Regions from separate parts of the Homo sapiens genome. Here region 1 is linked to region 2. A link is a loop called in an ENCODE intact Hi-C map of the cell type or tissue named here. Cell type or tissue: PC-9. All regions are shown on one strand. Links, peaks and the distances in the headings refer to the core of each region. The heading gives the core; the rest is flanking DNA. Region 1 overlaps CDH26 (cadherin 26). Region 2 holds the start of LINC02910 (long intergenic non-protein coding RNA 2910).

Evidence for each region. Peaks named below come from ENCODE experiments on the same cell type or tissue, not always from the same donor. Only the 100,000 strongest peaks of a DNase experiment are listed, where the experiment ranks them.
Region 1: a loop joins it to region 2, with 4 times the contacts of the local background. A loop is called at or near these places in 9 of 110 quality-filtered maps.

What each region holds. Positions count from the first base shown.
Region 1 is chr20:59,980,523-59,995,995 of GRCh38, reverse strand. It overlaps CDH26 (cadherin 26), which reads right to left. Exons shown (of 18, transcript NM_177980.4): 5 at 12,926-13,073; 6 at 11,191-11,357; 7 at 10,867-10,995; 8 at 8,358-8,543; 9 at 6,833-7,092; 10 at 3,476-3,618; 11 at 1,507-1,746; 12 at 1-163. Among named protein-coding and RNA genes, the nearest start is that of CDH26, 30 kb to the right of the region's middle. RefSeq lists an enhancer at 1,232-1,764. In PC-9, for the core only: CTCF peaks have their summits at 9,785 and 9,984 (motif pointing left); DNase peaks (open chromatin) are centred at 7,145, 7,645, 8,685 and 9,895; H3K4me3 peaks cover 440 bases; H3K27ac peaks cover 2,780 bases.
Region 2 is chr20:60,042,406-60,057,878 of GRCh38, reverse strand. It overlaps LINC02910 (long intergenic non-protein coding RNA 2910), which reads right to left and starts at 1,954. Exons shown (of 4, transcript NR_161293.1): 1 at 1,871-1,954. RefSeq lists enhancers at 27-206, 217-266. In PC-9, for the core only: CTCF peaks have their summits at 7,324 and 7,532 (motif pointing right); DNase peaks (open chromatin) are centred at 7,498 and 11,568; H3K27ac peaks cover 451 bases.

The DNA of each region.
Region 1 (15,473 bases), core at 3,641-11,640, 62 kb after region 2:
TCTGCATCTGCAAGCTCCACACATGTGAGCCCACTGGCACAGGGGCAGATCCTTACATGGACAGTTTGCTTCTGGGAAAGTCCCTGTTTGTCTCCAATGAAGAGTGGCACCAAGTAATTACCACGTGGCAGGCTTCTCAAGGTTAAAAGTTCAACTGATTGACCTGCAAAGGGAAAAAGAACATGGCATGCATTGACTCACTCATCTGCTCATCTGCTCAACACACGCTTACTGAACGCCCTGCACGGGCCAAGCTCTGTATGAAAGTAAGCCAACTGCAGAGTTAGAGGGAGGGGTCCTCAAGGGTACCCTCACTTCTGACATCAACTGCAAGTTCACGGATTCCTAAGACCACCCTCAGGTTCAACAATTCTCTAGAAAGACTCACAGAACACACTGAAAGTTGTTACAGTGATGGTGCCGTTTTTTACAGGGAAAAGATACAGACGTAAATCACACAAGGAAAGAGGCACCTAGGGCAGAGTCCAGAAAAGCACCAGTAGCAGAGCTTCTCATCATCCACTCCCGAGAAGCCAGGTCAGCATCGATGAGGGACAGCACACATGGGATGCTGCAGTCAGGGACGTTCACCTGAGCCTCAGGCTCCAGTGTCCTCCTGGGGCTTGGTCAGGCAACCTGGTGGGCCTCCCAGGTGGGCGGCCTCAGTCTCCAGCCTCTCTGGTAATAGACTGATACTATGTGACCAGAAGTCCCCAGTGTAAATCACATTGCCCCTATCCGGCTCAGCCCAAGACACCCCAGGTAAAGAGACACTGGTGTCAGACATGATACCCCAATAGAGATCACCCAGACCCCAAGGACAAAGACCAGACCTCTCTTTGGGCAAGGCGAAGTGCTTTACCACACACTCCAGGTCTGAGAACTACAAACTTGAGCACACAGTTTCAGCTGAAACCGTGCCACAGTCTACAGACGCCACGGCTAGAGGCACAGAAGAGAGTGTTGACAGTGGATGCCAGTTGCTTTTAACCTGCTCAGCATGTTCATCTTCTGGTAACAGTGCCCCAGTGTTTCCTTAGGGAAGCCCACACTTCCTGAATTCTCAGTATGAATCAGGAGAGGGTGAGCCCAGATCCCAACAAGGTCCAGGTGTGGGCTGGGAACCAGCCAATCAGCACATCCGCCCTCCCAAGTCCCACCCACAGTGATTGACAGGGCAGCTGACCCAGGCCAAACAGTGACGTCAATCCTGGAGCTTCCCTGGAAACACCCTTCTTGCCAGATGCAAGAATATGTCTCAGGGACTCCCAGCAGCCTCCTACCCCCTGATGAGGAGAGTTTCCTAAAAAAGAAGGAACCTAGAGAAAGGCAGACCATGTGTGGGAAGGATATCCAGGGATATCCTTTGAGCACCTAGAGCCAGCTCTGCCAGAACGCAGACCTCTCCGGTTTTTTAAGCTAATAAAGTCCTTTTTTGCCTAAATCTGTTTGAATTGGATATCTGGCATTTTCCACTCTTTGCCCGTAACCAATACAAAAACTCACCCCAATTTCTCCCCAACTTCCATGTGTCCTCCGCATTTCCCCAGGTATTGTCCAATTCAAATGTAAATGGGTCAGAGAACGGCTCCAGGTCCGGATCCTCTGCCTCGATGTGGAGGGGCTCATGCACAGCAGACTCACAGACCTCCATGTAGCGGGAACGTGGCCGGAGAGTCGGGACGTTGTCATTGATGTCAGACAGGAAGAGCATTAGGGTCCCTGTAGCAGTCTGCGGTGGGAAGCCTTGTATGGGGAGGAAGTTTCAGGAGTTGTTTATCTCGTGCACACACAGCTCTGGAGAATGAGCACTCTCCGTCTCTCAGAAAAAAAATATTCCTGAAATACTGGAACTGTTTCCCTTTCAACGTCATAAGCTCTCCTGGCATGCACGTGATCTGTTTTCCTGCTTTTATGAGCATTCAGAATATTTGGGTAAGCTAATAAAGCACTTACCACCTCAAATCACTTGTAGAACAAGGTAGAATGTGGCTTCATTAAAAAAACAAAAGGTCAATCAATGGTGCCAGGCATCAAGGATGGGTGGGGTGGAGGAAAATGGGTGTGACTAAAGAAGGGCACCATGGGGGTCCCCAAGGGGAGGCAAATGCGCTGCGTCTCCGCGTTGATGTACTGGTTACAAGGTTACACTGTAGTCCTGCAAGGTGTTGCCCCTGGGGAAAACTGGCAAAGGATACTCAGGATCCACTAGATTATTTCTTAAAACTGCAAGTGAATCTACAATTATCTAAAACGACTTTTTCTAATTCAAAAAAGTGGCAATCATCACTTCATAACTGCAAATATATGGAGCCAACCTAAATGCCCATCGACCAATGAGTGGATAAAGAAAATGTGGCATATGTATACTATGGAATACTACTCAGCCATAAAAAAGAATGAAATCATGTTTTTTTGCAGACACTTGAATAGAGCTGGAGGCCATTCTTCTAAGTGAATAACTCAGGAATAGAAAATCAAATACTGTATGTTCTCACTTATAAGTGGGAGCTAAGCTATGGATACACAAAGGCATGAGTGATATCATGAACTCTGGAGACCCAGAAGCAGGGGAGGAGGGAGCCAAGGGCTAAGAAATCTCACATTGGATACAAGGTACTCTACTCAGGTGACCAGTGCACTAAAATCTTAGACTTCACCACTGCATAATTCATCTACGTAACCAAAAACCACTTGTACCCCAAAAGCTTTTGAAATACAAAAAGCAAAAAATAAAGGAAAAAAAAAGTACCAATCATAAAATCATCCATAACAGAATGACGGAACCCTGAAACACTGGCCCCATTTTTTCTCCTCCCTTAATGCTGATTAGGAACACGTGTTTCATATCTCCATTGCCCCCCGCCAACATTCCACTAGTTAATTACAGAATGGAACGTATAGTGATATATCACTTGGAGCTTGGGTTTTAGTTCACAGACTTTCTTAAATACAATTTTAAAGTTATTTGAACATTTTTATTTCTTCAACTCTGCTTTGGTGTGTTTAAAGTTTCAGCCTTAGGAGAGTGTAGAGAAAAATGCTGAAACAGGCTTATAAAACCACCCATTCTGGTTTATGACAAATGTGTCCCTTACAGTCCCATTTATCTGAGCTCGTATGCCATCCCAAGCACAGGGAAGCTGTGCTAAATATTTATCACACATCATTGGCTTTGACAAAGAGCTAAAGAGTTAGCTCATGAACAGATGAAAAAGATGCTGGGTTTGATTGCAGCCTCCTTGCTGGTTTAATTGTCTCTTCTGAATGAATACTGCCCTCTTTCGATGGTATTGGTCCCTTGTTTACCATTTTAAGAATTATTACCAAAAATAATCACCAGCATGGATGCAGAGTGATAACAAGGTTTATTTTATCCTTTTCTCTGCTGTGCTGAAAGACGCTCACCAGGGTTATTTTCCCGCAGGAAGCAAGAATGAGCATTTTATTTTTCCAATTTTGGGTAAACACTCACCATCATCAACAGCGTGAATGATGATTACATAAAAACTGTTATTTACATGAGGGGATTCTCGGTCAATTGGCTCCACGGTGATGACCACTCCGGAGTTTTTGTCGACGCTGACCCAATTTGCTGGGTCATGAACCAGTTCATATCTTGTAGAAGGAAAACGGACAGCAATTTTTAAAATTAAAAACTTACATTAAAAGATAAAAAAGTTGCATAAAAAAACAAAATATGTCATAGAAACACTATTTCTACCACAAGTAATTTGAGAAATTCTAAGAGCAATTAAACTACGAGAGTGTTTAATTCACGAAAGGAATGGAAGCACAGGGAGGACAGCCTAAAGACTCTCCTAGGTCTGTGGAATTGACATTCACCAGAAGACCAAGCGTCCCCCTCCTTGTTGGACTGAACATAGTTTTGTCTGCCTTGGGGAGATGATTCATCCTGGAAAGGAACCCATCTTCAGTGGCCTGTAGATGATGTTAGCTTAGTGTGAAAAACCAACCTGCCCTTGCAACAGAAACCTAGGACTTTACCCCTGGTGTGTTCCCTTTGCAGCAGAGCCCTGGCAGTTCACAGTTGGGTAACCCTATTCCTCAAAGTGGTCTTCTACATCCCCCTCACCTATGTGAACCTGACACCACTGTAAGGGGTGGGCCACGCCAAGCCCTCCAGCATTCCTGAGAGCTGTCAGCCATTGGATTGCATCCTTTGCAACCTTGCCAGGTTGCCACCCCAGCTACCTGTTGAGGGCACCGCAGCAGGAACCTCCTGGACTCAGGCAAACAACAACAACAACAAAAAGTGCAGGTCCCAGAAAGGTGCGGAGAGGGGCAGTTTCTCCTTATGCTTTTCCTTCATCTTCTGGGCAAATGTTTTTCAAAGGGTCAGCAAGGATCCCTCTCTCATGTTGCGTGGGTCACAGTTTTTAAAGGGATTGAAGCTTTTTGTGCACTGCTTCACCTCTTAGGGAAAGTTCCAGAAGTTCCTTAGAAGCACTGTGATTTTGCAATGTTTACAAACGAGGGGAAGAAACTCAGAGTTCCTCTGTGGATTATCTCAGGCCAAAAGGCAGCTCCCTCAGCTAATGCAGATGAAGCAGAACTAGAGGAAACCAAAGCTGCCCCCAACCCAGATCATGCCTCCACCCTGTCACAAAAGACACTCATCCTGCCTCCTGGAAAAAGCCATATTGAGGCTAAAATGATGGACTGTTAGTTCTTGATTTCAGCACAGTCCAAACATTTCCTGAGACCTAAGTATGAGCCAACCATCCTCAAGAGACAGGAAGACAGCAATGAATTAGGAAAGGCTCCTGTTGGTGGTGCCTAAAGGGATCCCCAGCCAGCATCATGGGCACCCTTGGGAGCTTCTTAGAAATGCAAATCTCAGTCCTGACCCCAGACCTCTCAATCAAATTCTATGGGTGGGTTGGAAACCAGCCTGGCCAACATGGCAAAACCCCGTCTCTACTAAAATTACAAAAATTAGCCAGACGTGGCAGCATGTGCCTGTAGTCCCAGCTACTCAGGAGGCTGAGGCAGGAGAATCACAAGAACCTGGGAGGTGGAGGTTGCAGTGAGTCAAGATTATGCCACTGCACTCCAGCGTGGGTGAAAGAGAGAGACTCCATCTCAAAAAAAAGAAAAAAAAAAAAGAAAAGAAATTGTAGGGGTGGGGCCCAGCAATCTGCATTTTAACAAGTTCCCCCAGAGACTGATACACACTATAGTTTGACAGCTACTTCTTAAGAGCCTTGCTAACTCAAGGTGCACCACTGTGCACCAGAAGGGGTCTGTGAGCTGTTGGTTGGCTGCTCACAATGAGATAACTGCAAAAATGAAGAGCAAGTGTTGAGAAGCCCTTAGAGTCATCAGCATTGTCATGTCCACCTAGTGCATGAAAATTTTTCTAGTAATTCCATTTCATTATATTTTGCAAACTTATCACTCCATAATGAATTGTAAATTTTTAAAAAATCTAGCCATTCCCAACAGATAAGTTGAGAAGTGTTGCTGTAAGGAGAGGAATCTCACACTGAAGTGTGGACCAAGGCCAAGTAAGCACGAGAAATGAGTGAAGCTGGTGGAATGGGGTCTGGGGCCAACTGCTGAGCTCAGCCTGGAGAGAGAAGGGGCATGACTCATGACCCCTTTCTGTCCCCATGATCATGGTCTCATGGAACATAGACCCAAAAATGCCAATTTCTTCCATTTCTTCAAGAACATCAAGAGATTCAGGCCATATGCCACCCAAGTGCCCATCGATGGATGAGTGGGTAAACAAAAATGTGTCAATACCACATATGCATATTCAGCATCAGAAGGAAGGACATTCTGATACATGCTAAACGTGCATGAACTTTGAGGACATTATGCAAAGTGAAATAAGCCAGTCACCTAAAGACAAATGTTGTATGATTCTGCTTTGATGACCTGGAGTCATCAAACTCAGAGAGACAAAAAGTCAAATGGTGGAGGCCAGGAGCTGGAGAAGGGGGAATGAGTGGTTAATGGAGACAGAGTTTCTGTTTTGCCAGATGAAAAGAGTTCTGGAGATGGAGGGAGGTGATGGTGCACAACGATGTGAATGCACTTAATGCCACTGACCCGTACCCTTACAAATGGATAAAATGGTAAATTTTATGTATATTTTACCACAATTTACAAAAAAAACCCTCACTTTTCTTGCCCAGAAGCAAGAGAGGTACTGGTTTATAACTTCTGGTACAGAGGGGGAGACAGAAAAATGTAACGGATTATTCTAACACAAAGGAAAGAATACAAAAGGAACACATGGAAGATGCAAAGGAAAACCAACAAGTGAGTTCTTCTGCTGGGGTCAGAAAAACCTATGGATAGAAGACGACATTTAACTCAGGTCAGTGGTCATGCACTGTGGCTTCTTGTATTTTCATCACGGAGACTGAGGCAACCTCGTGAACACGTCCAAGGAGCTGGTTTTCTTTTCTTTTTTTTTTTTTTTTTTTGAGACGGAGTCTCGCTCTGTCGCCCAGGCCGGACTGCGGACTGCAGTGGCGCAATCTCGGCTCACTGCAAGCTCCGCTTCCCGGGTTCACGCCATTCTCCTGCCTCAGCCTCCCGAGTAGCTGGGACTACAGGCGCCCGCCACCGCGCCCGGCTAATTTTTTGTATTTTTAGTAGAGACGGGGTTTCACCTTGTTAGCCAGGATGGTCTCGATCTCTTGACCTCATGATCCACCCGCCTCGGCCTCCCAAAGCGCTGGGATTACAGGCGTGAGCCACCGCGCCCGGCCGAGCTGGTTTTCTAACAGGAGCCCTCTTGGTTATGTGGCTATTTCCACTTAAACAACCGCCCTTCTTGGCCCTCTCTTCTCACCTTATCTGGCTGTCTGGATCCATGGCATTAAAAGTTCCCAACAGGGTCCCAGGCCTGGCGCCCTCCTCTTTATTGACAATGAAGCTCTGGGGGTGAAAGGCTGGTGGGTCGTTGGCGTCTGTCACCTGCACACTCACAGTGGCGCTGGCTGCTGCCTTCCTTGGCGGCTGAAGCTTTCCTCTCTCACAGAAGACGAGCCTCTCCTCATTCTCCACGACAATGATGAGGCTTTGCGCTGGGCGAGTCTCATAATCCAAAGGCTGGAACCCCAGAGAGAGGATTTCATTAGCACCTGCTGCTCCTCTGGCCAGAGGAAGCCCAGCGCCGAGTCATCATTGCAAACTCAGAGCTTGTGGCTTTTGCACTTCATTTATTATTTACGTTGTCTTTGATAATGATCAAAAGACAGTCTACAGCTCATTTTCAAATCATTTATGGAGTTCTTTTCTCTTTTATTTTTTCCCTCCTCCTCTGCTGGTTGAAAAGAGCCACCATCCTTCAGAGGGTAATGAAAAATGCAACAAAAACCATAGCCTAATGAAACATTAATGAGACAACCATGCAGCAAAAAAATCAGGGGAACTTAGGGAAATATAGATATTAATGATCATAGTTATTCAGGGTACAAAGTGGTCAGTTGACTTAAAAGGATTGAAAGCCTGGGAATATTTTGAAAATTCAACCCCAGGCATCTGGTGCAGCGTCTACAGAGCCTTGCTATTCATAGCACGGTCCGCAGGCCATCAGCATCCCCTGGGAGCTGGTCAAATGGGCAGGCGAATCTTGGGCTCTGTGCCAGACCTGCTGACTCAGGTCTGCCTTGTCGCCAGGTGACTCACCTGCCCTGCACTGCACTAGAGGCCCTGGTCACTCTAGGGCTGGTTGTGAGCAATGAAGACTAGAGGCACTGGGGTCAGACTGCCCCAGTGGGATCCTCCACTCCACCCCTCAAGCTGTGTGGCTTTGTGTAAAGGACCTAACCCCTCTGGGCTTTGGTTTCCTAATCAGTAAATGAGATGGTAATATTAATACTTTCTTCCAGGCCAGCTTCTCCATTAGGCACAGTGCCAGGGGCTCTCCATACTCTTGGAGCCACACAGATGCACTCCCATTTGTTTTAAACTTTAAAAGTCTTAAACATTGAAAACTCAGATGAAAAGAAAGAACTTTTAGTGTTGAAGAAAATGTTTTCATTTTTTAATCACATCTGAAAAAGAATAATCATTTTAAGGCCTATGTAAATCTATTACATTTTGCCTACAACAACAAAAAATTAAATGGTGAAGTATTTAGTCATATCAAAATAAGTTTTATTATTGATATCATTTTGGTAGGAGGAGTCCTCAGCCCACACACAGAAGTGGCACTGAGACCCTGCCTTCCTTGCCTGGTGACGTGTGGTACGTAATGGGCTCAGCACCCAGCATCCACGGACGTTAGCTCCCTGGTTCATTGTGAGTGATCCTACAGAAGAGGCCTCAGCGTCTGCCACTAACTGGTTGGTATGTCACCGGTATGGTGTTACCTTGATAACATTTAATATCCCTTCGTTGGTCTCAGGGTCAGTCGAAATGTCAAAATGCCCCTCTTCATTGCCATGCAATATGTTGAATTTTGCTCTCCAAGCTGATGTAAATGGAGAATCTCGATCTTGAACCAGGAGACGCAACACGCCCTGGCTGGCTCGGCCTTCAGGAATCTGAACCTTATACTGAAAGAAGCAATCATCATGTCCATGTCATGGAAACAAAAACACAATTGAAAAGGAAAGCAGAGAGGAAGGAGGGAGAGAAGCAGAGAGAGAGCAAGAGAGAGAAGGAGAAAGAATGTTGCTCCTCATCACAACACCCTGGATATTCCTCATGCTGCTAAACCTGCCCTAAGGGATTTGCAACTCCGTCTGTTACAGCAGAAGGTGCATCCGTTGGAATATCTGCCCCCTCCTACCTGTGACTCGCTAAATAATTCTTAAAGTACTCTTAAATCCAACTCAATGCCCTATTTTTTCTAAGAATTTTAAAAATAATAATACACAATCCTAGTTTATGCTCTCTAAAAATCCTAGCTCTTCCCCTAAAATAGGACACTTGTGGTTATTCAGATTAAGGTGATCATTTTTCTAACACATGTAGATCTTCAAAATAGCTTGTTATTCAATACTTTTGGAGGCAATGTTTCTAGACAAGCACTTCAAAATAAGAGGGTATATTTTTTTTCCAGCCATATTTTTGAGAGCATTGCTTTTTACCAAGCCAGGAAAAGATTTTGAAACAAGGTTCAAGCATAATATTATTTTGTAGTTATTATATACTTCTGGTGAGGTGCTTTGGTTTGCAAACATTTCACTTTGGTTTATACAGGTTTTTTTTCTAATTAAACGACACCTTTTAAAAATAATTGTTTGCATCATTTATTCAACAACAGCTTCTATGTGCCACATTCCATTTCAGATGCCATGAACAAGACAGGCAAAAATTCCGTCCTTGATGGAGCTGAGAGCTGAGTGTGTGTGTGTGTGTGTGTGTGTGTGTGTGTGTGTGTGTGTGTAGGGGGATTTATAAAATAAATAAAACTGATTAAGTAGAACACTACTAAGCAGAAGAAAGCACAAAGGAGCTACAGTGTGTCCCAGGAAAGAAGAGGGAGGGTTTTAACTCAGTAGTCAAGAAAGAGAGTCAGGAGAAAGGAAATATGGTGGATATTTACTTTTTTAAAAATACATATAGAATAGTAAAAAATAAAATATTGGAAATAGATCTTGAGTGATTCTTATTTTATCTCTTAGCCATCTCACATGCCTTAGGTGGGGCACCCATCCCAAACCATCTTACACAGCGGTTTTCAATGCTTTCTTAAAGGCTGGGAGTCTTGCAGCCTGGGAAATCCCATGTGGACCCTGACATACAATGTTTTTAAATGATCACTGCAGTTACTTCTGTACTTGGATAAGGTAAGGTATGGAAGGCGAGGCCAAAGCCTACCTGCTCACCTTCCCTCTAGAATCCTGAACACGGTGTGAAAACCTCAGGTGCAGACTTCTCACCCAAGGGTGATTCTTCTCCCTGAGGGACATTTGGCAATGTCTGGTGACACTTTTGGTTGTCACAGCTGAGGGGTGCTACTGACATCTACTGGGCGGAGGCCAGGGATGCTGGTGAATATCCCACAGCACACAGAGTAGCCCCCACTCCAAATAATCATCTGGCCCAGTGTCAGTTGGGCTGAGCATAGGAACCCCTGACTCCAAGTAAACAGGAATTCCCTGTCTTCCCCTAGACCTCAGTTTTCCCATCTGTAAAACAGAAATCGTGTTGTAGTTTCAATAATCAAAAATGAAAAAAATGCATGTAAAAGTTCTTAGCATAGTTTCTGGCATACAGCAGTCAAAAATGTAAGCTCATGTGACCATTATGAACTGCTTCTATGTCAATATGATTTGGCTTCTTGATTCTAGCTTAAGTCACTTTGGAGAATTGCACATATCTTGGGTGACTGCGCGATATAGATTGGAGATCTGTCCCCGCCCAAATCTCATGCTGAAATGTGATCCCCAGTGTTGGAGGTGGGGCCTGGTGGGAAGTGTTTGGATCGTGGGGCAGATCCCTCATAAATAGCTCCGGCCATCCCCTTGGTGATAAGGAAGCTCTGGCCCTGAGTTCACATGAGATCTGGTCATTTAAAAGTGTGTGGCCCCTCTTACCTCTCTCGTTCCTCATTCTTCCCCACCCACCTCCCGTGTCTTGCATGCTCTTGTTGTCACCGAGTGACATGCCTGCTCCCCCCGTCCTTCCGCCATGATCATAGGCGTCCTGAGGCCTCCCTAGAAGCTGAGCCGGTGCCAGCCCCAGGCTTCCTGTAAAGCCTGCAGAACCATGAGCCAATTAAACCTCTTTTCTTTATAAATTACCCAGTCTGAGGTATTTCTTCACAGCAATATGATAACAGCCTAACACCCTCTCTGAGAAAAACTGAGCCTAGGACCCAAGGGCTACTTGTTTTGGGGCTTAGACGTTGGGGCGGCCCAGGAGCCTCACGTTCTCCTGGGTAAATGCAGGCCTGTGGTTGTTGCCTTCTTGCACATCCACGTGAACGGTGGTCGTGGATGACAGTGACGGTTCTCCACAGTCCCTGGCTCTGATTAGCAGTGTAAACTGAGGAGCGGTCTATGTGGGAGGAAAAGGAAAGTTAAGCCCCTCAAATACAGGAAAGGAAAATATTAATAAAGAAATATTCTGTTTAGGAATTTCAATAGCAAATCTAGCCACAGAGGGTTCCCCACTACAAATGTAGAATCTAAGCCTGGGGCTCAAGGATGGGCCACACATTTCATTTAAAAAAAATAATAAAATCCACATAACCTCATAATCTAAGCAGCCAGAGAGTCGTATTTCTCCACTAAGGCGATCAACCCGGAAACCACTTTCTTTCAGTAATGGTGTTTGAGAAATGAGGAAGTAAAGGACTTGAGAATTTGGAGTGTTTTCTTCATCCAAATCGACTGCTAACATCTGAAAAATAGGTTGCCCTAGAAAGAATTTTTAAAAATTGTTACTATCAGATAAAGGTAGCCTATCAAACCAGTAAGAGGATGAATTATTTGCTAAATGGCATTGGGGCATATACCAAAATGAGTGGAATGTTTAAATATAAAATAAACTATGGACATACTAGAAAAGATAAGGATGAATATTTAATTAGTTATAAGATCAAGAACTTTCTAATCATGACTGCCAATGCAGAAGACTTACATTGGTGGATCAGATTACACTTTTAATTTCTGGCAAAAAACTGTGGACAAAATTTAAAAGAAAATGATAAAGCAGGAAAATATATCTGAAACATACATGGCAGGCAGATATTCTTAATATAGACTGCAGAGGTTAAAATCAAGAAAAATGACAAACACACTAACAGAAAAATGAAGAAAAGAAAGGAAAAAGCAACTGATAGAACATGGAAATGGTGAAGAAACATAGCAAAATGTTCAAGCACATAGTTATCAAAGACCAACAACACACCAAGCATCTTCGTGGACTGGGGGCAGGTCAGCAAATGAGGACCCCTACATTGTATGCACAGTGCAAACCAGCAAGTCTACATCTCTGAATTCATGCTAAGTAAATAATGCTTGATTGGGACACAGATTTAGCTTAAATTTTATCATTGAAATATATTTTATGAAAATAACAGAAAGTGGCAAAAAAACATAAATGTTCAACCATAGGAGATCGGTCAAATACTTTAAAGCACATCCATAAAATATTACACAACAGGGTATTTTAGAAAAATATCAGGTTACAAACAGTAAAATTGCACCTTTAGAGAGGAAATTTATAAATATGCACCTGTGAAAAAGCACACCAAATATGTGTAAATATTTACCATATACGCATATACAATGTGTACTATGATAAAGATGAAAAAATGTATGTATATACAAATATGCATTTGTAATTATACATAAAAATGTGTGAATGCATACACATATATAATTTTAACACACAGCATGTGTATACACACACACAGAAAATGCACACAAAAATGCTGAAAGAATACAAACTGAAACACTAATGGTTGTTATCTCTCATGGGTAACATTAAAGATGCTTTCTTTTTCAGTCTTTTCATTTCTTGGAATTTTTTGGAGAGATGATTACACAAAAAAATGATTTTTGTTATTAAAATAAATCCACATTCTAGTAAGAGTCGGTTGGGTTTAAGAATGCACAGTATCTGTAACTCGGAGGCTATAGATGTGATCGTGTTGCCATTTTACAGACAAAAAATGTGCAGAGATATGCAGAAGCTCATCACCCAGCTCTTTCTCCCTCACTGCATGTGGCTTTATTTTTAGAATGGCATTTACATATCAACCCTTCCCACTGATGTAATTCCCACATCATTTTATTGCCGATACAAAATGAGGCTTACGGACCTCAAAGCATTTCGCTCAGATCCAAGGCCTGCGATCTTTGAGATGTGAACAGTAAAAACTCTCCCTGAAGATGACTAGGATCAAGCTCCTCATCAATATTAATGAAAAGGAACAGAGCAGAGACAGAAGGAAGCCCGGCAGCCCCCCAGCCGCACACACCTGCAGATTGGTTTTCTTGCACAGTGATGTTAAATTCCTTCTCTGGAAACTGGGGTGCATGATCATTCACATCACTGATCCTAATGTTGAAAATCAAGGATGTATCCACAATTTTTCCTGTTGAGCGCTCCACAACATCAAAATAAACCTAGGAAGCAGAGAGCTGTAAAAATCCTGCAGAACCATTTACTCGATGACACTCTAATAAAATAACTGTTATCCTAATTATGTGTTACGTCTGTCTCCTCCTCTAGACTGAGAGTTCCGGAGGGCAGGAATCAGACTGCCCTCATTTACCAAGTACCCCAGAGAGCAAGAACAGTACTGGCACAGATTAGGTGCTCAGCAAATGTGTAGAACAAGCCAATGCTCTGGCTTGGAAAAAAATGATCAGTTATTATTAGGTTCAAATCTCAGTCTCTCCACTGGGCAAACACATGCAAGTTGCTAGTGAGCCTCCGTTTCTACAACCTATCAGTGTTGTCATGAGAAATAAATATATTAACTGAATATTACTGAAACATCACAGAGAGCAGACAGTTAAAGATTTTTGGGAAAGTGAACATTTATAGTAACTAGCACAGCTACTGACATGCTATATTTTTAAATGGCCACTGCAGTTACTTCTGTACTTGGATAAGAAAAGTCAGTCCACGTCAAATATGCATGTGTGAAATCTTTCACTTCAAATGGTCTCAAATCAATTGTTTAAGCTTCCACCTTAAGAAATTTTAAAAAGACATCATAATAAATCCAAACAAACAGAAAGCAATAGTAAAGGTAAGAGCACATATCAATAAAATGGAAAACAACAAAACAATAGAGAAAGTAACCAACGTAATCGCATGTAACCAAAAGCGATTCTTTGAAATGATCAATAAAATGAATAAACCTCTAGGGGGACTGATGAGGGAAAATAAGGAAGCGGAGAGAATTATCAATAACGAGAATGAAAGAAAGGATATCACTAGAGATTCTACATATATTAGAAGAAGAATAAGGACTAGTATGACCAAGTTTATGCCAATGAATTCAGCAACTTAAATGAAATGGACCAAATTCTTAATAAAGAAAAACTACGAAAACTTTCTCAAGAAGAAACAGAAAACCTGTATAGTCCTATATATTTTTTTAAAGTGAAATTTATAGTTTAAAATCTTTCAAGAAATAAAAACAAAAAACTCCAGGCCCAGATGACTTCAATGATAAATTCTAGCAAAATATGAAAGAAGAAAGACCAATTCAACAGTCTCTTCCAAAAAATATAAAAGGTAGAAAAACTTCTCAACTGATTATATGAGACTAATATTACCATAATACAAAGTCAAATTTTTGTAAATTACAGGGAAAACTACAGAACAATATCTCTCATGAATCTAGAGTTAAAAGTTCTCAACAAAATACTAACAAATAGTACCCAGAAATATATTAAAAGGATAGTACATTATGACCAAATGAGGTTTATCCTGAGAATTTTAGGCTGATTCAACTTTCGAAAATCAATTTCAGCAATGTCACAAGATATAAAGTTAATCTATAAAAATCAGCTATATTTCTATAAACCAGCAATGCATAATTAGAAATAAAAATTTTAAAACAGCTCCATTTACAAATCTAAAATACGTATAGGATCTATTTAGTGAAAATGTTAAAACACTGATGAAAGAAATCAAAGAAGACCTAATTGAATGAAAAGATATACTGTGTTTACAGACTGAAAGACTCAGTATTGCCAAGATGACAGTTCTTTCCAAATTGACCTATAAAGTCAGCATGATCCCAATCAAAAGACTAGCAGAATATTTTAGAGATATCAACAAGCTGATCTGAAAATTATATAGAAAGGCAAAGAAATTTGAATACGCAAAATCATTTTGAAAAAGAAACACAAAGTTAGAGGACTCACACTATATAATTTCAAGATTTATTATAAAAATACAGTAATCCAGAGAGTATAGTATTGATGAAAAGATAAATATATACATCACTGAAACAGAATAGAGAGTTTAGAAATAGGCCCACACAAGTATGGTTGATTGATTTTTGAGAATAATACAAAGGCTAGCCTTTTCAACACATGATTCTGAAACAATTAGATGTTCATAAGCAAAAAAAAATAAACCTGGGTCTATATCTCACACTTTAGACAAAAATTAATTCAAAATGGATCACAGACATACATGTAAAACATAAAACTATAAAACTTTTAGTAAAAAAAGGAGAAAATCTTGATGACAATGTGTTAGATAACACCACCAAAAACATGATCCAGAAGAGAAAATATTGATGAATTGGATTTTATCAAAATGTAATAACTTTTGCTCTGTAAGAAATGCTGTTAAAAGAATGAAAAGACAAAGGTAAGAATGAGAAGACAAAAATGAAAAGACAATTGCCTGAGAGAAAATACTTCCATTTCATATGCTGACAAAGGATTTGTATTCAAAACTCAATAAGAAAACAAACAATATATGGCCGGGTGTGGTGGCTCATGCCTGTAATCCCAGCACTTTGGGAGGCCTAGCCGGGTGGATTACCTGAGGTCAGG
Region 2 (15,473 bases), core at 3,697-11,696:
TGCTGCCCCACTTCCATCCCTGGGCCTTGGTGCACAGGCCAGAAAGTCCGAGACAGACCATCTGTCCTCCCTACAGGGGACCAACTTGCACAAACAAATGGGCATCAGCACCCACTGGGAGCAGCCGTGACCCCTGGGTCCTCGGTACCAGCCACAAAGCCAGTTCTGAGTTTGTTCAGAATCCTGCTTAGAATGAAGGATGCTCCTACACCAGAGATCTCTTAATACGACCACCAAACACCACGGGATTTTCAAAGGTAGCTGCCACAGCCGCCGCACACAAGCTCTGTTCCTGGCTTGCTTCTGCCATCTGCTGGCCAGTTGATAAAAGGCACCGGGGGTTATTTTCCAGTCTCTCTGAGGCTCTTGTTTTGTGGGAGGAACTCATCACCACCTTTATCTTCACAAGGGCTGCTTGGCAGACCTGTCCCATAAGTAGTGCAACTTGGGAAGATCCTAGGCCTCTTGTGGGTAGGGCAGTCATCCAGTCCTGCATCTTATGACTTCACACGTTACAAACGTTAACTTGCTAAACACTCAATGTGAAACCTAGGAGTAAGGGACAATTATCTTTACTATCTACAAACAAGGATGTTCAGGCACAGAGAGGCTCAGTACATTGTGCAAAGTCACACAGCTACAGAGTTGTGAAGCCGAGATTGGAACTCAAGCAATAAGGCACTTTGATGGCAGGCACCTTAATGGGGGGTGGGGGAACACCCTTTACCAACAACCATGCAAATGGCCCAGGTGCTCCTGTGACCCCTGATCCCAGGGGCTCCACCAGAGCACCAGAGAGAGAGGGATGTGGGAAGAGCAGAGGACAGAAGAGGACACGTGCATCTAACCACTCGGAGGACAGGAGAAGGCACCCTAACCTTCTGAGCTGCCATCTTCCAATCAGGAGGAGGGGAGCACTGGATACATAATCTCAAGGCTTTCCCTACAGTTCTCTCAACAGGACAGACAGGCAGGGGTGCACAGTGGTTAGAGCACAGGCTTTTTGGTCAGACAGAACTGGGTTAAAGATCAGACACGTCCACTCACTCTCAATGAGTCCATATCTGTAAGCCTAAGCTTCCGTCCTCACACATGTTGATAAAAGAAAAAGAAAAAAAAAGGCCAAGTGCAAAGCTTTTAGCATTGTTTCTGGTTCAGGGTATGGACTTAATACTGTTTTCTATCATTATAACCACACTAAAGGCTCTGAGAAGTCCTGCAGGAAGGAAAACTACTTGTCTTTATCTCAGCCATCCCCAAGCTAGCTGCCCACAGAGCCACCATGGAGCCCACAGCTCTGTCACCCCACAGGGCCCATGTGCCTGGCCCATTCATGTTCCCTCACACGGGAGCCTCAGGCCCCAGTGGAAACAGACTCAGGAGACAAACCCAGGCCTCCTGCTCCCAGCTCCCCACTCTGTCCTTCTGCTTCTACATCCAACTACCCCCAAAGCAGTTTCTACAATCCATAAACAAAAGAATTCAGAGACAATTCTCCAGGGCTCCCAAGACGACATATTTCATCTGTGGCTTCTACAGTGCTTATTTGTCAGTTTTACAGACCAGAGGCAATTAAGAGTCTAAGGCCGAGAAGGCTGTTTTTAATAATTCTGTCATTATTCTCAATTTTCAGCACCACCACACATGAAAAACCCATTTCCAATTCCCTTAAAGGTGTTAAATGGTTTTTGCACTGTGTTGCAAAAGTTTGCCGTCCGCCAAACTGCTACAAAGTGGGCTTGTAGCGTCCGGTCCTGAGCTGTGGGAACGACTTGGTCGGGGCTGATCCGCTGGAGCCCAGCTCTTTCCCCAAGCGTTCAATTCCCAGCACATGCCGCGTGGGTCACTGTGGATTTCAGGGTGGACTCACCGCGCTGCTGGGTGTTGCAGTCCACGCGATTTCACAAGACTCCATGCAGGACACCTCCACCCGGCCCAGGCTCAGGCAGGATATGAACAGGAAACCACTGTTTCCTGCCGATCAACACCCAGGAACTGATGAAGTAACCCAGTGCCCAGCCCCTCTGACAGCCACAGAGCCAAGAAGAGGGAAGTGAGGTGGCATCCAAGGCAGCCCCTGAAAGAACTAAGCAAGGCAAGTTCAAGGGGTTCAGGGCTCTGCAGCAGCTGATGGGGAGCAGGGAGGAGCATTCCGTTTTCAGGGCATTGAAAGTCCTTGAAAGGAGAAAATTTTATAAGGAATGACAAGGCCTGGATGCAGAAGGTGGGAGACCCCTGCCCTTGATAACCGTCATAGTTACCAATGACAACTATGATAAAGAGATGACTTTCTGTGGCTCCCACTTGCTGCCCTCTGTGGTTCCAGGCACATCACAGAGAACTCTTCATTTTCATGAGGCCCCATAAGGACATCCCTATTACTATGATCCTTATCAATATCCTGATGTTACAAATGAGGGAACCAGGACACAGAGACGCTGAGGAACTTGTCTGAAGTTACATGGTGGAGACATAGCCTGGGACGCAGCAGTGAGAGGGACAGACGAGCCCTGCCCCTGTGCACCAAGCCATCTGCTGGGGACGCAGAAATCAAACAGCTCGTGGCTGCCCTTGTGCCCAGCGCTGTGGGCATGAGCGAGCTGCTTTGAAGAGACAGCGTGGTGACCTGCCCTGCTGGCCCAGGCAGCATCACACGGCAAGAAGGCGGGCTTTGAAGGGTTTTAAACAGAGTCGTGTTCCCACGTCTGCAGTGAGAGGGCTGCAAGCCTTTGTGTTTTTCACACGGTGTTACACAGCGTTGGGGTCCACGGACCTGCCTCGGAAGCTGCTCATGGGCAAATGGACGACCACGGGTGGGGAAGGAAATTTCCCCCAAACACACACATGCTTCACCCAGAGCAGCCAAGCTGTTTGTGTGTTTGTGTGTATTCACGTGTGTATGTGTGTGTGTGTGTCTTATGCCTAATGGTTCATTGAGTTTAAGGATCTCTCAGCTCCCTTGCAGCACAAATGTTTCATAATTTGGTGGTTAGCGCGCAGTGACCAGGCAATACAGGTTCATCAAAATGCACCAATGAGACAGAGACAGGAGAGGATGTTTTGGCAGCAGACAGACATCCAGGAGGCCTAGCACACCCCCATCCCCCGGCCCCAACCTCAGAGAGATAATCAGGGGAGCAAAGGGCATTAGTATGAAACGACCAAAGAGACTTAGCGAGCAACGTCAGACTCCCTGCAACACGCGTGCTGATGGGACAGAGGGGGAGTTATTTTTATACTTCAGAAATAACCAAGCATTCTGCATGCCCAAAGCCAGTTTGGGTTTTAAATACCTTTCATAATTTTTCTGACTATGGAGGTAATACATCCTCAGGGCATAAAATTTAGAAATTATAGAAGAGTATTTTTAAAAATCCAACCATTGAGCAATAACCATTATAAAAATCTTACTGTTTTCCTTTCTTGTCATTTATCTAGGCTCATACAGATATTTGGGGCTTTTTTCACAAAACTAGGAAAATGTTAAAATATATATTCTAATATTGTCTCGATTTTATTATTAGATTTATCATAACCATAAAAGATTTGAACACTTTTAACGACAGCGTATTATTCCATTTCCATGGAATTACTGTAATGAATCTCCTACTGTTGGGTTTCAGTTGCTTCCAAATTTGAATGTAAATAATTTGGGGGCAGTTCTCACTCCATCAATGGCAGACTAGGTTGAATACAGCCGAGGTTTTGCAGGCACACACTATGCCCAAATTAAAGCCACAGCCCAGGATGTTGGCCATGGAGAGATGATGCTTTCAACTGTATCAACTCTTGAAGCTGGTGAACCATGGCTTCTCCCCTTCAGGCGCTGGCAGACCTTCTCCTCACACTCTTGGCTCTTTGCTGGGCTGACAACTCCCTACTTGCCCTGCAGGCCTTCCCTGAGCTCTGGGGTCTTCTTTCTGCCCCCTTCCATAGCTCCCCGTGGCTGCCACATCTCAGCACTGACATCCTACGTGGCTCTTTGTCCACACCTAGCTCCCTAGACCATGCACCCCTTGTGAGCTAGGTCTTTGTCTTCCACATGGAAGTTCTCACTAAACACTTGAATAAAGGAATGAATAAACAAATGAATGAACAAACAATCTAACAAAGAAGGAGCACATGGGCTGACCTTGCAGGGCTCTCACGCCAAATCCTGGAGGCGCCTTCTGCAGCCGTTTCTGTCTCCCAGCCAGTCCACCTGTTGCTCGGGCTGCTACTCAGAAGTGGCGCGTACAGGAAGCACGTGCTTGTTTGTGCTGGCCCCATGTTTGTTTGCATTTAGGATCACGGAGTTTACTCAATTAATAAATAGAGTGGAGAGGGGGTACTGCCTCTGTTTGGCAGACAAAACAAACAGAGGAGAGGGGAAGATGTCCAGGGCAGATTTCTCCCGCTTTCAATCTTAAATAAATAACCAGTTTCCCGATGCTAATTTTTCCTCTTTATGATCTTGTCTATCTGTGCACAGACGATGAGGTCTGATCCCTTGTGGTCCCAAATGCCACGTGGCAGTGAGCTTCCAGGCCACGTCCCTATTGCGCCAGAAGAGCCCATGTGTGTCTTTGTGAGCATGTTCATAGTTAACCTTGTTGATCATTACATGAACGTGTTTAATCCTTACCACAAGCCTGGGAGATAGGAACTCTTACTGTCCAAATTGCACAGATGGGCAAGCCGAGACACAGAGAGGTAATGTAACTTGCTCAAGACCACACAGCCAGCAATGGCAGAGCCTGGATTTTAATCCTGACAATCTAACTTCAAAACCTATACCTGTGATCACCAGCTAGTCCTCAATAGCCAATGTGCTGATTTCTAAAGAAATTCCAGCACATTCCCGCCATATATAAGCAGCCTGTTATTCCCAGGGAATATAAATGCCTTGGGTTTAATTTAATGAAAGCTGTTATTGGAAAAGATACACCAAGATAATTAATTTCTTAAACAATGGAAATGAGGCTGCGGTTGTGTACAATTTTGTTTTTAACTGGAGGTCTCCCACCTCTGGAAGAGGGTATGCTAGAAAGCTGAGAATCCCAGGAAGAGAACTGGTAGGTGAGTCTGGAGGCTGCATGAGCCTCAGGGTCATGGAAGGTGTGCCAGTGTGTGGGTGCCAGACCCAGAAGAGGGTGCCAAGATCACCTGGAGCAGAGCATCCAGGGAGCTGGGCAAAGCTCTCAGAGATCTTTCCCTGCTTTGAAATGAGACAACCAATCCAGGGTATAAGTCCATGCTGGAGCCATGGCAAAGAAGAACTAGGACCCAGCCTGCCAGCCCCTTTTTGAGGCTGGGACTTCTTGTTACCTCTACAGGATAGTATGATAGAAGGCCCCCTGGCACAGGGCCAACTGGCATATAGTGGGTAACTTCTGCATGTTCGGAGGTTAGTCTTAGCCTTCTTACCCTTTATGATAGCACCCTGATCCCCCCGCCCCAACTTCCTATTGTGTGAATCCTGCTGGGTGGGACTCTCCAAACAAGGATCTCACCCTGCCCAGAGGGGAGGCACGTAACCTGAGCAGATCCACTGGACCCTCTTGCTCAAGGTCCCCACCTTTGAGGAGAAGACCCCCAAAAGAGTAGAAAAGGTGCCTATGTCTTCTGGCCACAGCCCTGAGGCCTCCCGGACACCAGAGTGCCTAGGCTCTGGTTCTTTCTAGGTCCATTTCTCCAGCTTCTGCCCTACATTTGTGCATTCCCCCAAGCCCTTCCAGCAAACTCCCTCTCTGCTTCCCTGTTATTCTGGCTGTTGCCGACACTCAGGGCCCCTGGCAAAGCAGCTGCCCCACAGCTGGTTGTGGAGAGAACAAGCAGCATCTGAGAGTGGGAATGTGTGTCCTCTGCAGCACCCCGTGCCCTGGTCAAGAACTCTGCTTTTGTTTTACTGCCAGGAGAGCTTGGGACCATCTCTGCACCCCACTGAGCCTCTGTGTCCCCCATAAAATGAAAACCATAACAGTTCCACAGGGCAGGAATGTGGATAGAACAAGGTAATGAAGGTGAAGTGCCAAGCTCAGAACTTGGCACATGGCATCTAGTACAGAACAATGATGGTCTATCTCCAGAGCCTGGGCTGGAATCCCCCTTCTTGAACATCCTCTCTCTGCAACCTCTTTTTGGCTCTGTTTCTTCAACTCTGAAATGGACGTAACAGAGCCCAACTTGAGGAGTGAGAAGTATGGGAAGTCAAATACATGAACACCCCTGATGCCTGAGACACAGACCTTGGTGATTTTTTGAGGTATACCAGTAGAGACATGATGAGAAGTGCTTTATTTTTTCTAACTGCCCTTCTATTTCTCTGGTTACATAAAAAGTCTCAGGTCAGCACTCACCTCTATTAAAGACCCCATCATAATAAAGAGGGTGCAGGGCTCAGCTGGGTCCTCACAGGCAATACTACCAACCAGCATTTAGTTGTATGTTTTATGTCATATTTTGTATGGTTTCTTTCCATTCTTAGAAAGCCTTACTAGTTTTCTACTTGGAAGAGAGTTGGAAATCTTACTTTTTTATTTTTTAATTTATTTAATTTTTAATTTTTGGGGGTACATAGTAGGTATATATATTTATAGGGTTCATGAAATGTTTTGATCCAGGTGTGCAATGCATAGTAATTACATCATGGAGAATGGGGATATTCATCCCCTAAGCATTTATCCTTTGTGTTGCAAACAATCCAATTATACTTGATTAGTTATTTTTAAATGTACAATTAAGTTATTATTAACTATAGTCACCCTGTTGTGCTATCAAATAGTAGGTCTTATTCATTCTTTCTAATTTTTTGTACCCCACTTTAAAAATACATTTAAATAAAAAATTGAGTTGATTTAAAGAAAAAACTGAAGTAAATAACAGTATCAGCGTTAGAAGAACACGGCCAAGACCTTGAAGGTGGCACATGCTAGACGGTAGGGAGGCTGGAGATAGTGGATGTAACGCAACAGGAACATGGCAGGTGTGCTGTCAATCCAAGCTGTCATCATTATCATCATTAGCCCCAGTTAGCAGGACTGGTGTGAGCAAAGGGGCCAGCCTGCACTCACCTCCTTCCGAAAGCCGCTACCCTTTGGAAGCATAATCGGCTCTGAGGGCAATAGGGATAATTACACAGGGGATCCATGCCACTGTGCCTGGTGATTAATCACCAGCTCTCCCTGACGCTTCCAAGCAACCCCGGCTGATGGGCATAATCAAACCCTGCAACATGGGTCCTCCCACCAGCCACAAAACGTGCCGCTTGTGGCTCAGACAGATGTTCCTTGGGTTTCAGACCATGGGAAAATAAATGGGCTAATTCATCGCCGCTCCTCTGAAAAACACAGTCCAACCCTGCAATATCCACCAACTCCCTGCTGGCAGAAGTCACCCACTGCACTAGTGAACCCAAGAGACAAATGGCATCCTTTGCCTATGACTGCTTAGTGGACTCCTGGGGTGCCAGACCCAGACATGGCCATCAGGCGGAGTTCATTCTCAACCCCACCTCCAGGTGGCACTTTTCACCTGAGACGCTCAGCCCCAGCCAGGTAAGCCCTGCTGTCCTTAGCTATGTGAGCCACAGGTAGGAACTAGAGACAATGTTCATAATACACCTGGGCAGGGGGTAAACACAGGCGGGCTCTTGTGATGGTTTGCTTGCATAAAAATGAAAATGAACCAGGCAGAAGCCTGCAATATGAAGTGTGGCTCTGACTGGAGCTGAACAATATTTGACCCCCTCATCCAAAATGTCAACATCACCGCATCTTTCTCCTAATAGAGCTGTGTGCCTATGAGCCTTGAAAGATCTGCATTATAATCTGTAAATGTCTAGGAGTCAGTATGACAATTATCTGAGGACTCCACGGATATGATGAATGGACAGAAAGACAAGGACAAAATTGGGATCCAGGCTAGGAACTAGGAGAGACAAGGACCCTAGGGGAGAGAGGAGCAAGAGGGTGAAGGAAGGGAGTGGGAGGGCAGAGAAAGGAAGGAAGAAAAACAAGAAAGAAGGAAAAGAGATGAATCATATATTAGTCAGGACCTCTTGATGGGAAGTCACAACAACCTAAAATAAACTGGATTAAAAAGAAGTAGAAGAATATTGACTCATGGAACTAAGATATCCAGCAAATGAAAAGACTTCAGGCAAAACCGGATGCAGGTGTCGAAACAATAGTATCGGCACCCATTGTCCCTCCATCTCTCCACGCTGCTGTCCTCTGCACCTCAGGAAGGCAGGTATGGAGCAAGGCACATGCTAGACGGTAGGGAGGCTGGAGATAGTGGTTGTAAGGCAACAGGAACATGGCAGGTGTGCTGTCAATCCAAGCTGTCATCATTATTATCATTAGCCCCAGTTAGCAGGCCTGATGTGAGCAAACCGGCCGCCTGCGCTCAACTTCGGATTTTCACCACCTTACAGACCAGAGAAAACCCTGCATTTATATCGAGTCCCCCTCCCCGAAAGACTCTCATTGGCTTTCCCAGGTCATGTGCCCACTGCTGGACCAATCACTGAAACCAGGAACAAAGGAGTATTCTGATTGGTCAGTTTGGAACATGTGATTAACAGTCTCAATAGCAACATGGACAGAAGAGAAGTTCCCAGCATGAGGGGTGTTAGGCAGATAGAAAAGGCAGAAAGGGAAGAGAAGGAAAATGAAATTTCCTGGACACCTGCTCTCTGTCAAGCACAATTGAAATAGTTGTTTTTTTCCAATTTAATCCTCATCATAACCCTGCCAGATACGCATTTGTATCCCCATTTTACTAGTGAGAAAATTGAAGCAATGTCAAACTTAGCCGCCTCCAGCTGTGCAGACATATCAGACACTGGGATATGACAGTTGGGGATGGATTCATGCAGCCCCACCTCCACCACACTACCCAGGACTGATGTGTTCATGAGCCCACCTGGGCTGCTGGCCCATGAAACTTCAGCTCCTACCTTGGCTGATCAGTCAGGCAGCAGCCCTGGCTCCAGTGCAGCTCCTGGAATCGTCAAAGACCTTTGTTACTTTGTTACTAAGCAATCATTGGCGCACTTACTCACCCATCATGTAAAAATACTTTCGGAGTCCCTACCATATACCAGCTGCTGTAATAGGGATCAGGAACACACAAATGAATAAGATACAACCCAGCCCTCAAGGAAAGACAGGCAATCAGGAAAATCAAAAACAAACATTTGTAAAATATTCTGAAGAGGCAAATGCAGGAAGATCTTGATTATGAGGAACACTCCAAAAATGTATCTACTTTGGGGCTCAAACTTTCTAGATAGCTAAGGCCTTAGGTTTTTTGGGTTTTTTGTTTGTTTTCTTTTTGTTGTTGTTGTTGTCATTGTTGTAGTTTTTTTAGATGGAGTCCCGCTGTGTCGCCCAGCCTGGAGTGCAGTGGCATGATCTCGTCTCACTGCAACCTCTGCCTCCCTGGTTCAGGCGATTCTCCTGTCTCAGCCTCCCAAGTAGCTGGGACTACAGGCACTCACCACCATAGCCAGCTAAGTTTTGTATTTTTACTAGAGACGGGGTTTCACCGTACTGGTCAGGCTGGTCTCGAACTCCTGACCTCAGATGATCTACCTGCCTCGGCCTCCCAAAGTGCTGGGATTACAGGCGTGAGCCACCGCGTCTTAGGTCTTTAAGAATAAAACTGGCTACAGTGAGCTATAATTGCACCACTGCATTCCAGCCTGGATGACAGAGCAAGACCTTGTATCTAAAATAAAAATAAACACAAAATAGTGAGGGCCCTTCTAGGGTAGAGATATTTCTTAACTGTAGCACATACTTTTCCTGACTACCTGAGTGGCATTTGCTGCACCCAGTGGAACCTTCCTTGATGACTTAGGGTCTTCATGGTCAACATGAGTGATGTAATGAATTGAGTGGCCTCACAGTGGACCTGGCTGCCCAGGGGCAAGTACTGGAAGCACTGGGGGAGAGACTGCATCCCCATGTGGGTGAGATCTTGTAGGTAGATGGAAAAGAATGCGGGATTCTGCAGAGATTCTCAACAGGGGATGATTCTGTCCCCCAGCGGATATTTGGCAAAGTCTGGAGACACTTGTGGTTATCAAAACTAGGAAAGGAGAGGTTGCTGCTGGAGTCCAGTGGGTAGAGGCCGGAGATGCTGCTGAACATCTTACAATGCACATGATGGCCCCCCACAATGAAGAATTATCCAGCCACAAATGTCAATGGTACTGAGCATGAAAAATTTCAGGCTAGATGGAAATTAGTTTGTTGACAGTTTGAAGAAATAATCCAAGTAGATGATTTAGCTTAGTGTATGGCAAATAAGGAGCTGTTAAAATGTATTGAAATATTCGCTGCTATTATCTTCATCACCACCGTCATAACCGTCACCATCATCATTATTATTATCATAATTTTTTTTCTTATAAAGCCACTTCCAACCTCCTGTATTACACTCGGGCAATGGTAACAAGGATTGCTGGGTTAGACCTGCATCGTCAGAGCACACACATTGTTGTTCCGTCACTGACTCCTAAGATGACTTTCAATACATTACCCTGATCCTCCTAAGGACTCAAGATACTCACCTATAAAATGGGCAAACTGCTGTCCTCTTCATATGATGAAGACAGAGCTCAGTGCGTGTTAAGTTTCCTGCTGTGAATTACTTTGAATGTCACGATGAAAAGCCAGGTTATACATCCAGGAAAGTGGATTCCCATATTCCTCCATGGCTGTCAGTTTCACTGCTGGAAACACCACAGCCGTGACCATGACTAACCTTCAGCTGCATTCTTCTCTTGCAATCCTCCAGCCCTTCAGCATCCAGGCAAAATAACTGGCCCCCGCCCACCCCCTGCAACACACATAATCTCCGTGGACTATCTGGCCCCCTCCCGAATATTTCCGAAGATTCTAAGAAGTGGGAGAAGGAGGCCCTGGGCTTTCCAATGGTCACCTTGCCTGTCTTCTTGCTTTGCTCAACGTCACTAATGTCTTATTTCTATTGTGGCTGCTCCATTCTGTCCCAAATGTGGCAGCGCCTCTGTTTCTTTTCCCAATATACCACCTGGTACAGTTTACACCAGGTGAACCTTACCTACCAAGTTAGTGGATATAAAATCTCATGATGAATTGGAGTAGGAGGGCTGTAGAGAGCATGACGAAGGCAGATCAGAGCAGAGCAGAAAGCAGCTTCACACCAGATGCCAGAAGATGCCTGATGATGCCGGCTCAGCCCCTCAGCCACAGCCCATTGTGGGAGCCCCAAGCTGCTCTCTCCTCCAGTGCCAGCCCACCCTGCCACCCACTCTCACACAGGGCCCATTCTTCCTTGGGGCCCCATGCCCTGCCTCAAATCTATCTTCAGGGCCTACTCCAAAGAATTGTGTTTAGGAGCTACTTCTCAGAAGACTGAGAAGTGTAAACTAGAATTGAGGAATATTTCTGTCTCAAAGAGTGAAAAACATTTCACACTGGAACACGGAGGACTCACATTTACTTTATTGTGTAAAACAATGTGGCTTTCTTTGCCAATATTTCCCCATTCCAGGCAACACTAGATACTTTACCTCTCATGACAAATAGGCCTAACAAACGTTTTCCTAGCAGAATGGCTATTTTGTTAGGCAATAAATTTTCCTTCCACTTCCTCATGCAACCAGCATGTGTTATGTCTAGTTTTTAAAAGAGGAACTTCTCCTTGTCCTGGTGCACTCTCTTTCAGAGCTACATCACTGTGGCATCTACTTTCCACTGGGAGCAGTTCTGATCCCCTCGGGCCAGCCTTCCTCCTGGGAGACTTCCCAAGAAGCTGTTAATCCCCTTGATCTTAGCCACAAATCCATCATCTACTGGACCGTTCTTCTTGGAAGGCATTCAAAATGTGATACGTTTTAAAATCACTTTTCCTTTGGTGTCCAGTAACTTGCAGGTCTCATAGAGCTTATTCAAAAGCCAGTAGAGGATGTTTGTTTTCCTTCTCTTTTGCTATTCAATATGGCTTTAAAGCCTTTCCCCAAAGTAGAGGTAAAACTCATATGTGTATTATACTTTCGACTCAAACTCTATTCTGCCGTAAAACACCAGAATTTATTCATCCTATTTAACTGTAACTTTGTACCCATGGCCAATCTGTCTGCATGATCCTCTTCCTCCTACCCTCCCCTGCCTCTGGTAAACACTATTCTATGCTCTGCTTCTATGAAGGCAGCTTTTTTAGAATCCACAAATGAGTGAGATTATGCCTTATTTGTCTTTCCGTCCCTGGCTTATTTCACTTAACAAATGTCCTTCAGGTTCACCCATATTGCCACAAATGATAGGATTTCATTCTTTTTATGGCTGAATAGTATTCTATGGTGTGTGTGTTTGTATGTGTGTGTGTGTGCATGTGTGTGTGTTTCTTTGTCCATTTATCCATTGCCAGACAGTAAGGTTGACCATATCTTGGCTATTGTGAATAGTGCTGCAATGGACATAGGAGTTTGAATCTCTCTTAGATATACAGATTTCATTTATTTTAAATAAATATTCAGTGGTGGAATTTCTGAATCATTTGATAATTCTATTTTTAATTATTGAGAAACCTCTATAGTGTCTCCATAATGGTTGTACTAATTTACATTCTCACCAACAGTGTCTAAGTGTTCCCTTTCTTCACATCCATGCCAGCATTTGAAACTTTTTGTCTTTTTAATAATATAGTCATTCTAATTTGGGTGAGGTGATATCTCATTGTAGTTTTTATTTGCATTTATCTTATGATTAGTGAAACTGAGCATTTTTTCATGTACCGATTGGCCATTTGTATGTCTTCTTTTGGGAAATGTCTACTCAGATCTTTGCCCATTTATTAATCTATTACAGTCATCCCTCAGGATTTCAGGACCCCCCTCAGATGCCAAAATCCTCCAATGTTCAAGTCCCACAAATACTACATTTTCAATCCACATTTGGTTGAATCCACAGATGTGAGACCCTCAGAAAGGGAGGGCCGGCTGTATTTGCTTTTTGCTGTTAAGTTGTTTGAGTTCCTTATGTATTGTAGATATTAACTCCTTGTCAGTCTCATAGTTTGCAAATATTTCCTCCCACTCTGTAGGTGGTCTCTTTACTCTGTTGATTATTTCCTTATCCTCTCAGATCTAGAACAAGACAAAGATGCCTACTTTCACCACTTTTATTTAACATAGCACTGGAAGTCCTAGCCAGAGCAATTAGGCCACAGGAAAAAAAAGGGGGGCCTCCAATTTGAAACGAGCAAGTCAAATAGTCCCTGTTTGCAGAGGACATAATTGTGTATATAGAAAGCCCTGATGACTCCATCAAAAAAAAAAAAACTGTTAAAACTAATAAATTCAGTAAATTTGCAGGATACAAAATCAACCTATAAAAATTAGTAGTATTTCTACACACAATAGTGAACATCTGAAAGAGAAATCAAGAATGCAATCTCACTTATAATAGCTACAAAAATAAAATAATCTGCTTAGGAATACATTTAACCAAGGAGGTGGAAGACTTCTACAATGAAAACTATAAAACATCAGTGAAAGTAATTGAGGAAGACACACATAAATGGAAAAATATCCCATGTTCATGATTTGGAATAAATAATATTGTTAAAATATTCATACTCCCCAAAGCGATCTACAGATTGAATGCAATTCCTATCACAACACCAGTAACAGTCTTCACAGAAATTTTTACAAATCCTAAAATTCATATGGAACAACAAAAGAAGTTAAATAGCCAAAGCAATCTTTAGCAAAAAGAACAAAGCTAGAGGCATCAAACTATCTGGCTTCAAGATATAATACAAAGCTATAGTAAGCAAAACAGCATGGTATTGACCTAAAAATAGGTCAATAGAACAGGATAGAAAACATGGAAATAAATCCACACACTTACAACCAACTGATTTTCCACAAAGACACCCAGAAAACACATTGGGGAAAGGACAGTTTCTTCAATAAATGGTGCTGGGGAAACTGGATATCCACATGCAGAAAAATTAAACTAGACCCCTATCTCTCACCATACAAAAAAATCAACTCAAAATGGATTAAAGACTTAAATGACTTAAATGTAAGACCTGAAACTATAAAACTACTGGAAGAAAACATAGCCATAGGGGAAATGCTCCATGTCATTGTTCTGGGCAAAGAATTTTGGACAAGAACTCAAAAGTCTAAGAAACAAAAGTGAAAATAGACAAATTGGATTACATCAAACTAAAAAGTTTCTACACAACAAAGGAAATCTATTTTCATTTTCTTACATCAATCAAAGTTCGCCCCATTCCTGCTATGGGGTTGATGGGAGGTGCCAGGCCCTTTGGCTCTCTAATGCTCGCCTGCCTGGAAATGCTACTCTTCCCCTCCGGGAAAAGACTCAGGGAAAGCTTGCCTATGGCATGATCATAGCTCCCCCTTGACAAATGTAAACCAGTGGTTCCTCATCTTTAGCATGCATCAGAAATTACCAGAAGGGCTTGTTACAATACTGATTGCTGGACCACACTCCCAGGATTTCTGATTCAGTGGGACCTGATAAATTTTTATTTCTAACAATTTCCAGATGATGCTGATGCTGCCGGTCCAGGGACCACAGACAATAAGTTATGTCAATAGTTCCAAACTACCTCAGTGGTGTTTAGACTTTTGAATATACAAGCATCATCAAGGAGTTATTAATGATGAAGATTCTAGATCATCAAGAGAAATAAAATGTAAGCCACATATGTAATTGTAAGGTTTCTAATAGCCACGTTTTTAAAAATCAAAAGGAAACCATGAAACCAATTTTTAAGATATACTTTATCCCAATACATTCAAACTTTTACCATTTCAACATATAGTCAATATCAAAGTGATTAATAAAATATTTTCCTTATTTTATTTATACCAAATTTTCCAAATCAAGTGTGTATTTTGCTCAATGCAGTTTCAGATGACCCATAACAACTGGGGGCTCATAGCTCCTGTCCCAGACAGTGCCGTTCTAGGGCCTTCCCTTGGGAAACTCTAGAAGCTGCTCTTCTAGAAAGCCCTTCCTGCCTCCCTCCCACCCCTGAACTTCCCTCTAGCACCAAAAAATTCATACCAACTTTCCCTAATTCAGTGCTTCTCAACCCTAGCTGCACTCTGGAATCTCTTGAGGGACTTTAAACATCCTGAGGCTTGGGCTTCACCCATCTGTGTTCTGATGTCAGTGGTCTCTGGCGCAGCCCAGCAATGGGATAGTTTTAAATCTCTCCAGGTAATCCTAATGTGCAGCTCTAGTCATCGCATGGAAGCTCCCTGACCCAGCGGGACTGTTAGCTCCTGAAGACAGTGTTCCTCACCTCCTGGGACCATGCAAGACGTTCTCAATCCCAGGCCTCATCCAGAACTGCTGAGTTCAATCTGACATTTTTATAAGATTGCCAGGTGATTTCTCTGCATATTGAAGTTCGAGAAGCACTACCTTAAGGGGAGCAATTAAGAAATTAATTGG